Regions from separate parts of the Homo sapiens genome. Here region 2 is linked to region 1. A link is a loop called in an ENCODE intact Hi-C map of the cell type or tissue named here. Cell type or tissue: uterus. All regions are shown on one strand. Each heading gives the region's core, and the rest is flanking DNA. Links, peaks and the distances in the headings are about the cores only.

Evidence for each region. A loop is a pair of places that touch in the nucleus more often than their neighbours do. Peaks named below come from ENCODE experiments on the same cell type or tissue, not always from the same donor. Only the 100,000 strongest peaks of a DNase experiment are listed, where the experiment ranks them.
Region 2: a loop joins it to region 1, with 6 times the contacts of the local background. A loop is called at or near these places in 33 of 110 quality-filtered maps.

The regions. Positions count from the first base shown.
Region 1 is chr7:28,394,528-28,400,898 of GRCh38, forward strand. It overlaps a transcript of CREB5 not described here. Among named protein-coding and RNA genes, the nearest start is that of CREB5, 15 kb to the right of the region's middle. In uterus, for the core only: no CTCF peak of the experiment used is centred there; no DNase peak of the experiment used is centred there.
Region 2 is chr7:28,692,171-28,698,541 of GRCh38, forward strand. All of the region lies in intron 5 of CREB5 (cAMP responsive element binding protein 5), which reads left to right. Among named protein-coding and RNA genes, the nearest start is that of TRIL, 260 kb to the right of the region's middle. In uterus, for the core only: no CTCF peak of the experiment used is centred there; a DNase peak (open chromatin) is centred at 3,591.

The sequences.
Region 1 (6,371 bases), core at 527-5,526:
ATCTGGAGTCGCTGTATTAATTTCAGATAAGTTAGTCCTTAAGGCTAGTAACAGTTAAGCAGAGGGCTAGGTGTTCTTAAGAGCCCTTGCTTTTTCCTCATATATAATTTATGTTAAAAGAGGGTCCCCCACCTTTTCACATTCAGCACAGCCAAATTTCCCCTACATTTGACAGTGTGCACACTGTAATTTAGTGATATGCATGCCTGTTGAGTGTTCAAGTCTGATTTGGCTTCACCAAGAATAGAACAATGTTCCTAAAAAGTTTGTCATGAAGAGAAGCCCATTTAGAAATTCATCCTCTAACCATTGCATTTTATTGATTTTTATAAAGAAAGAATAAAATAATTATCTTATTTTCCTATGTTGCTTTGCCACACCTTTTGCTTTTAGAACTTCTTTGAATTGGAGTGACTTCTATGTACTGGGAAATGTTCATCAAACTATCTTCCTTTCTGCTTTGAAAAGACACAGATTATCTCTATTCCCTGAAGGGGGAAAAGGATGACAGCTACTTCCCTGGGGGTCTTAGGAGAAAAAAATTTAGGGTTTTAAAATTTTACTATATATTCGAGAATATTGTCTAAATCTTCCTTGGAAAATTGTCTATATTAGGGTCTTCATTTAAACAAAAACCATTTTAAATGACGTCTGTCAATCTCATCATACTCTCAGATTCCAAAATGCAATTAGTTTGGAGTATTCATCTATTCTCAAGGGCAACAAACCCATTCCAAAGGAGGATGTAGCCATATCTATTAGTGGTCAAGGACAGTTTCTTTCCACACTTGTTCTGTGATACAAACTTCCCTTTTATACAATCCTCATTCCAGAGACATGATTTACAGTAGGTGAAGATGAATATTTGTTAGGAACAAAGAAAAGGAAGAAAGAGAGGTCCTGCCTTCTCACTGATCTTCCTGATGTTTCTGTTTTCAATTTCCTTCACGATACAGCCTTAGTGCATGTCAGGACAGGGTTGGTGTGAAACCAGGTTCTCCCCTACTCCTTTCTTTTTCCAACTGGCTTCCTTGGGTAGCAAATATCTGACTTGCACTATTCTCCACGTTGCAACAGGTTGGTTTACATTGTGTACTACATGCAGTGGGATATGCTCCAATTACAGAGAACATCCGAAACAGGCCTCTGCTTTAATAAAGATATAAAACCTTTTTACCCTGGTGGGGCCAAGAATCTCAACCCAAAGGAAGCATTCTATGAAATGGTCTACAAACTAGGGCAAGGAGTTTCTTTTTTCTTTCTTTCTTTCTTTCTTTTTTTTTTCTGTAGTAACTCTAGGCAAATTCCTCAGAAATCAGATTGGCAAGGGAAAAGAAGGGGTGGGCTGGAACCCTGGAATTTGGGCTTGCTGAATGCATGCCATTCCCTTGCCACATAGTACAATTCAACGCCAACTGCAGAAAGAAAGATCTAAGTCAGAAGTGTGATGCAGACACAAGGCAATCATCAGCTCAATTAAACTGGTTATTCTACAAATAACCTAGAAACAGCAGGATTGCCAAACAATCTCCAGCCCCTGAAACATTTGCAAATGAGCATGACGACTGAGATTTTTCTTTCTTTGTAGCCATACACTGTCACATTTTAATGATGAATTATAGACATGGGCTTTTGGCAGCAGACTGTAGCAAACATGATTCTACACTATTTTCTTTTAATCAGAAGATACAAAGGCTTAGAGATACATGGCATGGTGCCTGAGAAAGAGTTAGATAAAGCTCTAGAAAGAAGGATGTGGGATGGAAATATACATATGCTTCCCCTTCTTTTTGGATGCAAGGCAGATATGCTTTTATTGTTATAAGATACATGATCTTTTGTTTCATTTTAGGTGGTATTTTTGCACCTGTTGGGGATGTTTATAATAAAATATACAACTAGCTGGTATGGCATACGTATCTAATTCTATAATATATACTAATCTATATCAGTGTCATTTAAAAATTGCAAATTAAACATATTTTTTCATAAACTAGTAATATAATCTCTTGATGTCATAAATATGAAAGTAACATATTATTTGTATAGTCATGATGTCAGGAGGATATTATTTAAGTACTTAATGGGATCAGAGGCTTAGTGCACAGGAAATATATTTTTTTCTATAAGTTTCCTGTGTCTGTTTTACTTAGTTTAATCATTTTAATTGCAATTTTTAAAATTTTAAAACAGGACTATAACTCTTGGCTGCTATTACTTCATTTTTATTCTGGCAAGTTCAGAAATACCCAGTAACATTGCAAAAATAAAGCCATAAGTTCTGAATTCTTCTCTGGCCCTGTCTTGTCTTATGTCTTTCTGCCTTCATCTCCCTTTACCTTCTCTTCCTCCTTATACACTGGATTATTTATCCCTTATTCATTTCACTAGGCTTTCAGTATAAAAGGAAGAAACAAACCTGAGTCTCTTTTTATAAAGCAAGATTGCTTTATAATACATCTTAGATGCCATAAGGCTATGTAGATATTTTCTTGAGGAGTGTTTTTGTTCATAACAATGCCTAGCATTAGACGGTTAAATGATATGTGGAAACTGATTTCTCAGGAAGAATTTATTTTAAAGGCGCAGTGTAATGAGTTGAAAATACAGAGGAAAAAAACTCCAACACATGGATTGAAAAAAAAGAAGTCCAGAGCTTTGGTTTAGGTCCCATATGTGAGGATGTGTGACATCCATCATTGGGATAAACAGTGCCTGGTGGCTGATTTACAGAGTGGTATTCCTCTACAGAAGGCAGCCATTCACCCCTTGACAATGAAATGAGTGATGGCAGCTGTATTCCAGAAGGATCTATTTGGGGAAACAAAACTTGGGATAGGGTGGGTCGGACATGAAAAGATAAGGAGACGTAAGGATCCCATCTGTTTGGCCCTCTTGGGTTAGAGCCAGCCTCTGGAGTAGACAGCATCTCCCTCTCCCTCCAGATTGTGGGGGTATTGAGAATTTGCATCTAGGAGACTCAAGCAGGCCACAGCTGCCCCTCAGTCAGTTTATTTGGGCTAGAATCATTGGCATCTTTTAAGAGTAATTAAAGTCTCACATAAGATATCAAACAGATAAAAATCTGTCTTATAAGCAAAACTGAAATTGGTGGTTTGTACATGAAATCTGACAAATGGAGGACTATACCACAGATGCAAGAGAGTTTAAAAACAGGATCCGTACTCCTAAACCATCACAACACCTAAACGTGATGACTATGAACCACTGAAAGCCTGTCCCATGTGTCTCATTTAATCATGACAACCCTATGAAGCCAGTATCATTGTCATCTCTTCTATTCTGCAGATCAGTGCACTGCAGCATAGAGAGGGAGGTGTATTAACTTTTGCCTATGGAGCTAGTAACAGGTAGAACCGGGATTCTTTTTTTTCATCATTTTTTATTATGTAAAATATATATAACAAAATTTACCATTTTAACCATTTAAAAATGTACAATTCAGTGATACTAAGTACATTTATAATGTTAGATAACCATTGCTGTTATCTAATTCCAGAATATTTTCATATTCCCAAAGAGAAACTTTGTCGCCATTAAACAGTAACTCCTCATTTCCCCTTCCTCTTGGATCTGGGATTTGAACTCATGAAACCTGAGATTAAAGCCCCAGGTTTAAGTACCAGGCTCTACCACCTTTAATGGTACCACCATTTTCTCCTTCATTGTGTATTTGACTTAATTCCAGGTTTTAGTGTTTGCTTTTTGTGTCGGGCCTCATGAGTAGAGCGCTCCATGGTGAAGGAATAGCAGCCATAGAATAGTTCCAGAATAATGGAGGCTTTGTGGCAAAGGTAGACATCAGGGTGCAAGTCAGCCTTAGCACTGCTAACTTAGCATCACTTACTAGCCTGCGGGTAGTTCTAACAACTAAGCAAGAAGGCCAGGATGTTGTGCTAAGCTGATGAATCAGTTTACAAATATGAACCTTTGCTATCCCATATCAATGGAATCATCAGGGGCTTCAAGTTTAAAAATCATTCAGCTTCCTATACTGCTATTTCCATAGCTAATAGGGAGAATATATATTGCTTTATAGCAAATCGCATGCTGGACTTAGTGTCTTTCTAAACTGTATATTATGCCCAGATGTTGAAAAGTCTTCTCTTGAAATTAAAGTAAATTTATGCAACTATATTATTTGGTAAGATCAGACAATTAATATTATTATTATTATTTTTGAGACAGGGTTTTGCTCTGTTGCCCAGGCTGGAATGCAGTGGCAGGATCATGGCTCACTACAGCCTTGGCCTCTGAGGCTCAAGCGATCCTCCCACCTCAGCCTCCCGAGCAGCTGGGACCACAGGCATGCACTACCACACCTGGCTAATTTTTAAAAAATTTTGTTGTAGAGACAGGGTCTCACTATGTTGCCCAGGCTGGTCTCAAACTCCTGGGCTCAAGCAATTCTCCTGCCTTGGCCTCCCAAAATGCTGGGATTACAAGCATGAGCCACCGCACCTGGTCTAATATTTTTTCTTCCCGTCTGATGTTCTATTATACATACCTATCATTATGTTACCATTTTGCAGTTGCTAAACTAAGAGCACGGGAAAAATTGAAGGGGCCAGGTAAGATGTAACAGAGAGCTGATATAAGAGTGGGGAAGGCCTTTCTAGAATCATGAACCCAAGTATTGACATCATAACAAAAAGTTGACTATATCGAAATTTAAAAGTTCTATATGGCAAAAGACAGCATAGACAAAGCTAAAAGTAAAAAGACAAATTGGAAAAAAAAAAATCTACAAAATAAGTGATAGGAAAATGGCTTCAGTCAACAGCCAAGGCAATCCTAAGCAAAAAGAACAAAGCCAGAAACATCACATTACCTGACTTCAAACTATATTACAAAACAGCATCATTCTGGTAAAAAAAAAAAAAAAAAAGACACATAGAGCAATGGAGCAGAATAGAGACCCTGAAATAAAGCCATACACCTACAACCAACTAATCTCTGACAAAGTTGACAAAAATAAACAATGGAGAAAGAATATCCTATTCAATAAATAGTGCTGGGAAAACTGGCTAACCATATGCAGAAGAATGAAACTGGACCCCTACCTCTTACCATATACAGAAATTTGGCCTGTCATAGTGTCTCACACCTATAATCCCAGCACTTTTGGAGGCTGAGTAGGAGGATTGCTTGAGCCCAGGAGTTTGAGATCAGCCTGGGCAACATAGCAAGACCTTGTCTCTACTAAACATAAAATTAAAAAGTACAGCTGGGCGTGGTGGCTCACGCCTGTAATCCCAGCACTTTGGGAGGCGAGGTGGGTTGATCAATTGAGGTCAGGAGTTCGAGACCAGCCTGACCAACATGGTGAAACCCTGTCTCCACTAAAAAAAATACAAAAATTAGCTGGGCGTGGTGGCAGGTGCCTGTAATCCCAGGTACTCGGGAGGCTGAGGCAGGAGAATCCCTTGAACCCAGGAGGTGGAGGTTGCAGTTAGCCGAGATAGTGCCATTGCACTCCTGCCTGGGTGGCAAGAGCGAAACTCTGTCTGAAACAGATACACACACACACACACACACGTTTTGTGGGTAGCTTGCTCAATAAAGCTAAATAATGTTAAGCAGGAGGGTGAAAGGAGAGACAAAGTGTCTTGAAATAAAAACACAGCAGAGCATGATGGACAATGGGGATTCTGGAGTCAGGACTAGGTTTGAAACTCAACTTCCTTACTTATTACCTGCGTGACCTTATTCAAATTACTTAGCCTCACTGAGCTTCAGTTCTCTCATTAATAAAATAGTAGTAATCATACCTTTCACCCAGAGTTGTCAGGATTAAACATGATGGAAGATATAACAGGCTTGACCCAGAGTGGGTGCTCACAAATAATAGTGTTCTTTCCTTCCCTTCAGACTTTGACATAGCATTAAATAGCCACAGCAGTCCTGAAAATAGATGCTTTTGCTAAACAGCACAATGTCCCAGTGTACTGTTTATACTGCAGTCTCTTTAAGTGTCAAGTAAGGGCATTGTTATGAAAGCTATAGGCAGAATATTTTAAAACCAGGAAGGGGGAGGAGAGCCAGGTAGGGAAGCTTTATATTTTCTGATATCCACAGTGGGTAATATTCAAGATTCAAATGAAGTTCAGAGTAACTTCCCAGATTTTAAATATTCTGTGTCATGTAAGAACGAGGAGGAATCGCTGATCAATTAGGTTTAAAAGCTACTGAAATTCTCAAGAATCATTTTAAAAAGGTACTTATAAATGCCCCTAAAGAGATGAGAATAACCTTCCCCATCGGCAGTACATGAGTTAAATATGTGGTTAATGATGATACAAAAAGAAGTGCTATGTGAAATATCAGTTCATGTGAGATGATGCTCAATA
Region 2 (6,371 bases), core at 748-5,747, 300 kb after region 1:
GCGAGACTCCGTCTCCAAAAAAAAAAAAGCAGCAGCTGTGGAATAAAGCACTGGCTTCTCCTTTCTGCTCCCTTTTTGTTTGGTTTTTTGGGATTCTGACCTTCAAAGGGGACTCCTTTTACATTGGATTGCAGCTAGAGGTGTGGCCAGAGGTGGTGACGCATGACTGTAATCCCAGCATTTTGGGAGGCCAAGGCAGGCAGATCACTTGAGGTCGGGAGTTCAAGACCAGCCTGGCCAATGTGGTGAAACCCTGTCTCTACTAAAAATACAGGCATCTACTAATCAGAGAAGCAGGGTGGGGTCTCCTGAAAAGAGCATGGCCTTTGGGATTTAAAAGGCCTGGATTCAATCACTCTTCTACTTACTGGTTGTGTGACTTTGACAAACCACTTCACCTCTCTGTGCCACAGTTTCTATCTTCTCTGTAAATTGAGGATAACCAGGCCAACCTCGGGCATGGTGGCACATGCCTGTAATTCCAGCTACTCCAGAAGCTGAGGCATGAGAATCTCTTGAACCTGGGAGGCAGAGGTTGCAGTGAGCCGAGATCGCACCACTGCACAACAGCTTGGGTGAGAGAGCAACTCCATCTCAAAAAAAACAACAAAAAAGACTGGGTGCTTTAAGAGGCATGCATTTCATGAGTTTGGGTTACAACAAGAGTAATTTCTTAAAGACTTACACACCTTTGAAAACTGAAATTGACTTAGCACTCCAAAATCCACTCCATAGTACGCAAACACTTTAACACAAGTCCATACATCTTTCCTTCCTGTACCTGCGCTGGCAAGAGAACTCATTTAATGATTGATGAGGCAATGCTGTACCCAAGAAGAATTAATCAATAGTTTGCAATTATTATGGAGAGTGGGACAGTAGTTAGACAATAGCCAAGACCCATCTAGCTAGCAACAAAGTCTTTCTTTCTCTCTCTTCACATGGTACCAAAAAACTGAATTCTGCTTTATGGTTTTTTTTCTATTTTCCATCTGAATAACTAAAATAGAACTGGATGTGTCCAAAAAGCAAAGCCTAGAAAAAGCAATCATATGGCCCCCAGTGAATGTCAAGGTATCTATTAATGCATAGATTTGATTACTCGTCTTAACGGGAAAATAGGGTCAGGAGACTGCATTGTGTGAACTGGAATGGCTACCATGAATTACTATGTTTTAGGAGTCCATCAACTTTTTATTTTGCAAATCAAAGATCTTGAATTGAAGTCACGTTGGGCTGCACCCATGTGCTGACACGGCAGACAGTCCAGCTGGCCCTCTTGCAGCCTTTTGGGCCTGTCTGCCCACTTGGCTCTGCCCCTCTGCCCTCAATGGGGCTTGTATCACTGCTTAAAAAAAAAAAAAGAAAAAAAATGTCTGCAAAACAAGCTTTTGTGCAGAGAGGGGAAGCCTAATTACTCGTAATCAATATGGCCAGATGAGATTGGGCCCTGTGGATTGTTTTGGAGTCAGACAGACCTGGGGGCAAACTCTGGCTTTGCCATTTGCTAATTATGTGATTTTTGACAATCTATTGAAGCTTTCTGAGCCTCGGTTACTTCATTTATGAAATGGAATTCATAAGAGCATAATACACTTAGCATAGTAAGTGCTCAGCAAATGTTAGTTATTTAATAATGGAGCCAGTTGACTTCTTTGGAAGTCTGGATAATAATATATTTTGGGCATTAATAATGTAGAGAGAAATATTGTCATGTAACAGTTCCTTCCAAGAAAGGTAAACCAAGTCACAGAATGCAGGTGAGGTCATGAGTGGGTGGAGAGGTGAAGAGAGAATCATACTTCTGGCTGTACATGCCATTGGTCAGAAAACGAGGTTTCAGCTCTCACTTTAATGTACTGTAGTTTATTTCAACATCAAAAGAGCAGGGTCTTTTTTCACCGCTTTTTGTTAAGTAGTAGATTTCTTTTTTAGATGGCATAGAGTAACTTCTTTTGCATCTGCCTCTTCTTGACCTTCTTATTTATCTAACACTTCCGTCAGCTCAGCAACACTTTGCAATAAAGGACTGATCCCATTTAATTCCTCTGAAATTAATCATAATAACAGCAATTATAATAAACCCATTTAGTGTAAATGTAGTTGTAAATTGCTCTTGCGTAGCATTTTCGCCTTTAGTTTTGCTCTCACCAGCATCCACCCTAATATGGATCATGCAGTGGCCTCTCTATAGCCAGATTATTTTTCTGAGTTCAGCTCTTGCCCTAGTTCAGTACATGGCTGCTTTTTGCCATTTCCTTCCTCTGAGGGCAAGCAGGAAGCTCCCTGTGACGTGTACAGGTCACAGGGAACGTCATTTGATTTGAATTTGCTCTCACCATCCAGAACTTCCTTAGTAGTAGAATAATCATCTTATAATTCTTTTTTTAAAATTTTTCTTTAGCGACAGGGTCTCGCTTTGTCACCCAGTGACACAATCACAGCTCACTGCAGCCTCGAACTCTTGGGGTCAAATGGTCTTCCTGCCTCAGCCTCCTGAAGTAGCTGGAGCTACAGGTGCACACCACTACACATTGGCTATGTTTTTAATTTTTTTGTGGAGACTGGGTATCCCTATGTAGCCCAGGCTAGTCTCAGATTCCTGGACTCTAGCAATCCTCCCACCTCAGCCTCCTGAGTAGCCAGGGTTATAGGCGTGAGCTACTTAGCCTGACCCAGTCTTATAATTCTAAATGCACTGATGAAGCCAGAACCTAAAGATTGATGTTTCAACCCAACCCGTTCACCTTACAGATTAAGAAATCAAAGGCCAGGCACAATGGCTAACTCTTGTAATCACAGCATGCAATTCGGGAGGCCAAGATGGGAGAATAGCTTGAGCCCGAGAGTTTGAGGCTAGTCTGAGCAATGTAGGGAGACCCCATCTCTACAAAAAAAATTAAAAAATTAGCCGGGCATGGTATCATGCACCTGTGGTCCCAGCCACTTGGGAGACTGAAGCAGGAGGATCACTTGAGCCCGGTAGTTCCAGGCTGCAGTGAGTCATGATGGCACCATTGCACTACAGCCTGGGCCACAGAGCTAGACAGGAGGGAGGGAGGGAAACTGAAGCCATCCAAAAATGTGAAGAGAGTTATTCTATATCATAAAACCATTGGTGTCAGTGCCCAGACCAAGCTCTAAGGCGGTGAGGAGCACATTTCTGCCCTGCCAGGCCAGTGAGCTTCCTGGTGCCAGGAATTCTGTCATATTGCCCAGGCTAATGCTTTGCAGTCCCTTTTTGAATTCTGACTCCTGGGGATGGTGGGGTGGGAGGGAGCAACCAACAGGCAGGCCCTTGAGACTCTGGAAATCATTCAGGCAGCTGTGCAGAGACTCCTCCCTCTGGTCTGGAGAGAGGGGTGCAGAGGCCACAAGATAGCTTGCTTTTTGCCTCCAGCCATCAGCCCCACTGGGGTCTAGTTAGTGGGCCAGAAGTTGTGGGCCCTAATAGCATTGGGGTAAATGTCCTGGAGTCCAGCTCTTTGCTTCCCACCACTCTCTTCTCTCCTCCCTCTCCATGCCTGAGCCCTGGCTACACTGAGTGCATGTCTGATGAGGACAGAGCTTGGAAGCTGCCCCAGAACCAGCACCCACCCACCTGCAGGATGTGACCTCTGGGCTCTGAACACACTGCTTCCTCCCTCTTCCTCCCCACCTAGGGAACAGTTTTAGACCACAATTCCCAAACAGCCCCACTTTGCACTTTAATCCCAAAGAGACTCCAGCACTTTGTGACCACAGAAAACTTGTCACTTCATTATGATTCTGAAAAAAAAGAGAGCAAAGGGTAATTCATAGTTGTTTTAATGACTTTGCATCCTTTCCCATGGAGGCAGCTTTCAGCTGTTAGGCACAAAGGACGCTGGCCTTCTCTGACATCTGACAGTGCAGTGGAGCAGCATTTTCACAAGATTCTTCACAGCCAGTTAACCCAATTAGTCTTCCCACAGTCATTACCCAGGTGCCGTACCATTCGGCTGCCTGGGAGCCTCCAAAGCTCTGTTGTGTGGAGATGAACTATTGTGCCTCCCGACCTTGAAAGGATGTTTCTAACTAATTAATGATTGTTAAGTGCTTGGAAAATGCACTGTGGAACTATGCTGGGGCTCATATGTCTGCATCTTCAGCTGTGCGGATGCACTGAATGCAAATCAGAAATCCTTCCTGCCATTTGTAAAGCATAGGAAGATGGATATGACCCTTTCTTTTCTCAAAGAGTTATCTGTCCTCCTCCTCCTCTTTTTCTTCATTCGTTTCTTCTGAGCTGTGTATTTAAGCTCCCTTTGAAATGGGCCAGTGTTTTGTACCATTTCTTCTACTGAAGTGAGAAGGATCTTATAGGGTTTTTCCAGCCACGTGATCTTTAATGAGGCAAATTGAAAACCACTATTGGCTGAACCATCCGGGAAGAAAATGTGGTTTTCTGTATAGTAGTTTTTAAATTTTTTTGATATGAGCAATAGTGGGAAATATATTCTGTATCACAGCCCAGTATACTCACACATATGCATATATATGTACACATATATATACACCTACACATATATACATATGTACACATGTATACACATATACACACACTACATACACACATATACATATATATACACATACGTATACGTATACGTATATATACACATACGTATACGTATACATACACATACGTATATATACACATACGTATATGTGTGTATGTAATGTGTAATGTATATACACACATACTCACATTACATACACACATATATGTGTATATATACTTCACATATATGTGTGTATATGTGTTATACACACATATATATATTTGTGTGTATATATACCCATGGAAATATATACATGTGTATATATTTATATACACACATATGTACATTGGATTATGTGTATAATATGCACACATACATATTTATATATACACACACACAATTTTTATGGAATAATACTTAATTTTTACTGCGTATAACATTATTTGGATATCTGATATATTAGATATGTATCTATTGTTCTAAAATGCTGATAATGTCAGATTAAGCTGATTTCACCAATTTCTCATGAATTGGCCCCCTAATGAAGTGCAGTCAGCATTGGAAACACACTGGTATCATAGAAAGGCCACCAGAATGCTGGGCAAGGATCAGGGGACCTGGGTTGTATTTCAAGTTTTGTCCCAACTCCTAGATTCCTTTCCCCAAACTCTGTGTCCTCATATAAAATTAAGGTATTTTGTTTTCAAACTGAGGGTACCCTCAGACTACTTTTTAAGAAATCCTCTTGTGGAAAAGCCCATTATGGAAAACAGATCCCTGACTGGTCCATATCTCCTCCCGTAAGTCACCCCCACCCCCTCCCAGAGGTCCTTGCAACAAAATCCAAATCCTACTGGATTAGAAATTTCATGACATCCATCTAGTTCTGGCCTTCAATGATTAATTTATTTCTTAGGTAATAGATTCATCTAACAAAATGCAATCTGATTTATTTCCATGGATTCTGAGCTAGGAATCGCAATTGGGAATCTCCAGAACCAATGGGGATTTTTGCTGTAGGACCATCGTTCTTTTCTGCCTCAGCGTTGTCATTTGTTCTTTGGCCTTAAGAGATAGACTTCTTCAGGGAAGGAATGAGTTAGAAAGGTCTTCAGTTGATGTATGAGCAGGTGGACACGTGTGGATGTTTATTTATGTCATTGTGTCTGCTGTTTGCCTCCTAAATTCAGCAGGTTCTTGATTTTTAACACAGCTCAAATCATTTGGCCTACAGCTGGTAAAATACAATTTTCTGGGTTCTCAAAAAGAAAGGCTTTTCAGACTTATAAAAAGAGAAGCTCATAAGACTTCTTGAACATCAAATAGCTCTTACAAAACACCATTTTGATGAGTTAAGTGTAAATGAATCAGAAACATACGGATTAAATTTCCCTTGAAAGACACATGGGTTTAAGAATTAAGGGGGGAAAGTGCTTGGCAAGATGGATTTCAGGTTTGTGCCAAACCTCAAAATGTTTGAAAAATGGTTTGAGACATTTTTACCGAACGCAAAATGCCATTGAGTTTCCCTATCCCCAGACATAATAGTGAATCTTTTTGACAACAACTGTATGACAAGAAAAAAAGGCCTGCGGGACTTAGCCATTTTCTCAATTCTTTAATAGTCTCTCTTCCTCATCCCCCAAACCCCACTCCCCACCAAAAAAAAAAAAAAAAACACACTCACAGGGCTAAGAGAACTTCCTGATTAAAGTTTCGAGTCAGGCAATTACCAGAAAATAACCCCACGACTCAAAAATACATGAGTCCCCTCCCAATACTATCCAATTATACCATTTTCTAAGTGGAATAATGCACCATGAGGATAGGCAGTATTTGCTATATTTT